Regions from separate parts of the Homo sapiens genome. Here region 2 is linked to region 1. Evidence: read pairs that join two places in POLR2A ChIA-PET (ENCODE). Cell type or tissue: B cell. All regions are shown on one strand. Region 1 overlaps EIF4H (eukaryotic translation initiation factor 4H). Region 2 overlaps CLIP2 (CAP-Gly domain containing linker protein 2).

Region 1 (2,500 bases):
CTGGGGCACCCAGCGGAATGTGCTTAGTATTTGGTCACCAGCCGTCATCCTGGGCTTTTCCTACTGTGTCTTGTTACAAGGCCTCAGCAATCCACAGAACTCTCTCTCCTTCCTTCCACCTGTCAGCTTCTCTGCTTCTGAGATAAGAACCATTTGTGTAACACCAACACTTAACTTCAGAAAGACATGCATTATGTGGTGTAATCAAACCCGATGCTTTCAGATGACCTACTTACATCTTCAATGTGGATAAGATAAAGAACAAAACACATGCATCTAAACTGCTGGGCAATCCAGTTGACTTTTAAATGTAAGAATGGAATTCCAAACACTTAACACATTCAGCTATATGACAGAAAGTAAATCTATGGATATGGTATTTTGTGAATGATCTTTTAAATAAAAGAAAACCTTACGTAATATTTAATGCTTGCCTTTATTTTTGAGTTCTTTTTAGCTGCTCATGGAATGTAACAATTTTAAATTTGGGAAGCACCATTGAAATGGAAGAGTCTTCCTGTCATTTTAATTCTGGGATGAGTGAAGTTATTTTAAAAGCTGGTGATGATTAGAAATAGGATGCCAATTTTTTCCCCTCACTTGCTAAAAATGTCCTTTTCCCAACCAGGCAGAAACCTTGAAAGTCTGGCTGTTTTTGGTTAGGTAAAGGAACATTTTTTTCCCAAGATGGAAGAAATCAAGCATTTACACAACATGTGGCTTCTTTTAACAACTGCTTGTAAACGAAATTCTAGGTGCCCCTCATGGCTGGGAGGGCTGCTGCTTCCTGACAGCAGATCCTGACTCTGGGGAGGTGCTGCTATAGGTTGGTATTGGATAGTGTTAAAATTGACTTAGGCAGACAAAGAAGAGCTGAGTGGGCAAGGTGCGGGGCATGAATGCGTGTTTGGCAAAGTCCTGGCTGACTTTGGAAGGGCCTGGCCAAGGCAGACCTTGCCTACCTTGAGGTAGGAGCATTGTCTGGTGATGGAGGACCCCGGACCACGACTAAATTTTAGTAAGGCAGGCAAGGGCTGTTCAGGTGGGAGCCTAGAGTAACTCTTTTGCTTCAACTACTTTCTACCCAAGAGTAGGTGGTAGAGAGGACCGGTGTTTCAGAGACAGGGTCTCCCTCTGTCACCCAGACAGGAGTGCAGTGGCGTGATCTCGGCTCACTGCAGCCTCCGCCTCACGGGTTCAAATGATCCTCTTGTCAGCCTCCCAAGTATCAGGGACTACAGGCACCCACCACCATGCCTAGCTAATTTTTGTATAGTAGAGATGGGGTTTCACCATGTTGACTAGGCTGGTCTCAAACTCCTGACCTCAAGTGATCCACCCACCTCAGTCTCCCAAATTGCTGGGATTATAGGCACAAGCCACCATGCCTGGCCCTGACATCTATTTTTAGTTGGTGATTTCTAGGGAATAGCCTGGTTTTCTCAATGAAGGACATTACTTAACAGAGATTAAGTCTAGAACAAGAAGAGCTGATTAACCTAGAACACGGGTTGACCTTGCCTTTAGGGTGGTGAAACGGCCTAAAACCTGAAGGAAGACTTCCCAGGGAGCTGGTCACTGGGGCCAGGCTCACTGGGCTTCTCTGAAGTCAGACCCTGGCCACATCTGGATGTTTTGTTTTTTTGGTTTTTGTTTTTTTTTTTTTTTTTTTTTTTTTTGGTGAGATGGAGATTTACTCTTGTTGCCCAGGCTGGAATGCAATGGCACGATCTCGGCTTACTGTATCCTCCACCTCCCAGGTTCAAGCGATTCTCCTGCCTCAGCCTCCTGAGTAGCTGTGATTATAGGCATGGGCCACCACGCGCGGCTAATTTTGCATTTTTAGTAGAGACAGGTTTTCACCGTGTTGCCCAGGCTGATCTCGAACTCCTGACCTCAGGTAATCCACCTGCCTCTGCCTCCCAAAGTGCTGGGATTACAGGCATGAGCCACTGCGCCTGGCTGGATGTTTTAAGATTTTATTTTATTTTGTATTTATTTTTCTTTGAGACAGAGTCATGCTCTGCCACCCAGGGTGGAGTGCAATGGTGTAATCTCAGCTCACTGCAACCTCCGCCTCTTGGGTTCCAGCGATCCTCCCACCTCAGCCTCCCTAGTAGCAGGGATTATAGGCACATGCCACCACGCCCAGCTAATTTTTGTGTTTTTAGTAGAGATGGGGTTTCACCATGTTGGGCAGGCTGGTCTCAAACTCCTGACCTCAGGTGGATCCACCCACCTTGGCCTCCAAAGGGCTGGGATTACAGGCGTGAGCCACTGCACCTGGCCTATTTCAATTTTTGTAGAGGTTTCACCATGTTGCCCAGACTCTTCTCAAACTCCTAAGCTCAAGAGATCTTCCCACCTTGGCCTCCGAAAGTGCTAGGATTACAAGCATGAGCTACCACGCCAGGCCAATGCTGAGATGTTTTAAGTCACTTTCTCATTTGTGAGGTTGACAGACTCATGAACACTTCCAGTCTTAAGGGTTTTCCTAGAC
Region 2 (2,500 bases), 190 kb after region 1:
GGCTTGTAGGGACAACTGAGACCAATGGTGCTTTTAAAATTATGCAGTGGAGGCCGTGAGCGATGCTCATGCCTATAATCTCAGCACTTTGGGAGGCCGAGGAGGGAGGTTTGCTTGAGGCCAGGGGTTCGAGACCAGCCTATGAAACATTGTGAGGCCTCATTTCTATGAAACATACAAAAATTTGGCCGGGGCTGGGCATGGTGGCTCATGCCTGTAATCCCAGCAGTTTGGGAGGCCGAAGCGGGTAGATCACCTGAGGTCAGGAGTTTCAGACCAGCCTGGCCAACATGATGAAATCCCGTCTCTACTAAAAATACAAAAAAATTAGCTGAGCGTGGTAGCGTGCACCTGTAGTCCCAGCTACTCAGGAGGTTGAGGCAGGAGAGTCACTTGAACCCGGGAGGTAGAGGTTGCAATAAGTCGAGATTGTGCCATGGCACTCCAGCCTGGCAGCGGAGTGAGACTCTATCACACACACACACACAAAAACAATTAGCCAGGCATGGTGGTGGGCACCTGTAATCTCAGCTACTTGGGAGGTTGAGGCAGGAGAATTGCTGCAACCTGGGAGGCGGAGGTTGCAGTGAGCTGAGAACATGCCATTGCACTCCTGGGCCGACAATAGCAAGACTCCGTCTCAAAAAAAAAAAAAAATTTGGCCGGGCACCGCGGCTCACATCTGTATCCCAGCACTTTTGAAGCCAAGTTGGGTGGATTGTTTGAGGTCAGGAGTTCGAGATCAGTCTGGCCAACATGGTGAACCCCATCTCTACTAAATATACAGAAATTAGCCAGGTGTGGTGGCACATGCCTGTAGTCCCAGCTACTTGGGAGGTTGAGGCAGAAGAATTGCTTGAACCCAGGAAGCGGAGGTTGTAGTGAGCCAAGATCGTACCACTGCACTCTAGCCTGGGTGACAGAGTGAGACTTTGTCTCCAAAAAAAAAAAACCGCCAGGTATGATGGTGCACTCCTGTAGTCCCAGCTACTCAGGAGGCTGAGGCAGGAGGATTGCTTGAGCTCAGGAGTTGGAGGCTGCAATGAGCTATAATTGTGCCACTGTACTCCAGTCTGGGTGACAGAGCCAGACCCAATCTCTAAAAAAACCGTCAAAACTATGCAGTGGGGTATGTCACCTTCATCCCCTGGGAGAATCAGCGCCCTGCCCAGGTCTTTGCCCTTGGGTGGGACAGAAGCTCACGTGTTCCCAATCCTCTTCCTCCCTTCCCTGCCGGCTGACCCCAGCGCTGGAGAGCAAGTGTAAGTCAGGCGAGAAGAAGGTGGACGCCCTCCTGAAGGAGAAGCGGCGCCTGGAGGCAGAGCTGGAGACCGTGTCCCGGAAGACCCATGACGCCTCGGGCCAGCTAGTCCTCATCAGCCAGGAGCTGCTGCGGAAGGAGCGGTGAGGCGGCCGTGGGGCCGGCTGGGTCCTCCCTGTGGCCCTGGCCCTTGCTCCTCTTCTTGACATTAGCTCATGTTATCTTGGGGCAGAGAGGGGGATAGAGCTGGTGGGCCAGGTGGCCGATCTCGAGCGATCACCCTGCTCTCCTCTAAGCTCCGATAAAGTCTCCAAAGCCTCTACACTGTTTTCCAAGCAGAGCTTATAGAAAAGAGTAGGGCCAGGCACAGTGGCTCATGCCTGTAATCCCAGCACTTTGGGAGGCTGAGGCAGGAGGATTGAGCCCAGGAGTTCAAGACCAGCCTGGGCAACATAGTGAGACCCCTATCTCTAAAAAAAAAAAAAAAAAAAAAAAAATTAGGCTGGGTGCAGTGGCTCACACCTGTAATCCCAGCACCTTGGGAGGCCGAGGCAGCCGGATCACCTGAGGTCAGGGGTTCAAGACTATCCTGGCCAAAATGGTGAAACCCTGTTTCTACTAAAAATACAGAAATTAGCTGGGTGTAGTGGTGTGTGCCTGTAGTCCCAGCTACTCAGGAGGCTGGGGCATGAGAATTCCTTGAACCCGAGAGGAGGAGGCTGCAGTGAGCTGAGATCATGCCACTGCACTCCAACCTGGGTGACCAGAGCAAGACTCCATCTCAAAAAAATAATAATAATAAAGTTTTTTTTTTTTCTTTTAATTAGCCAAGCCTGGTGGTATGCACCAGTAGTCCTAGCTACTTGGGAGGCTGAGGCAGGATGATCTCTTGAGCCCAGGAGTTCGAGGCTGCAGTCAGCTATGGCATACCACTGCACTCCAGCCGGGGCAATAGAGCAAAACCCTGTCTCTTTAAAAAAAAAAAAGAAAGAAAGAAAGAAAGAAAAGAGAGAGAGAGAGAAAGAAAGAAAGAAAAAGAAAGAAAGAAGAAAGAAAGAAAGAAAGAAAGAAAGAAAGAAAGAAAGAAAGAAAGAAAGAAAGAAAGAAAGGATTAATGCCTCCCCAAAATGTTTGGTCTCAGGGACCCCTTTAAACTCCTAAAAATTATTGAGGATCCCCAAAGAGCTTTTGTTTGTTTATTCTATATTTACCATATTAGAATTAAGACTGAAAAAGTGT

The links. Peaks named below come from ENCODE experiments on the same cell type or tissue, not always from the same donor. Only the 100,000 strongest peaks of a DNase experiment are listed, where the experiment ranks them.
Region 2: POLR2A ChIA-PET joins it to region 1 with 7 read pairs; 8 of 35 experiments call an interaction of 5 or more read pairs at or near these places.

Annotation. Positions count from the first base shown.
Region 1 is chr7:74,196,675-74,199,174 of GRCh38, forward strand. EIF4H (eukaryotic translation initiation factor 4H) reads left to right here. Exons shown (of 7, transcript NM_022170.2): 7 at 1-422. Among named protein-coding and RNA genes, the nearest start is that of MIR590, 6.7 kb to the left of the region's middle. In B cell, no CTCF peak of the experiment used is centred here; a DNase peak (open chromatin) is centred at 1,033.
Region 2 is chr7:74,387,856-74,390,355 of GRCh38, forward strand. It overlaps CLIP2 (CAP-Gly domain containing linker protein 2), which reads left to right. Exons shown (of 17, transcript NM_003388.5): 13 at 1,248-1,404. Among named protein-coding and RNA genes, the nearest start is that of GTF2IRD1, 65 kb to the right of the region's middle. In B cell, no CTCF peak of the experiment used is centred here; no DNase peak of the experiment used is centred here.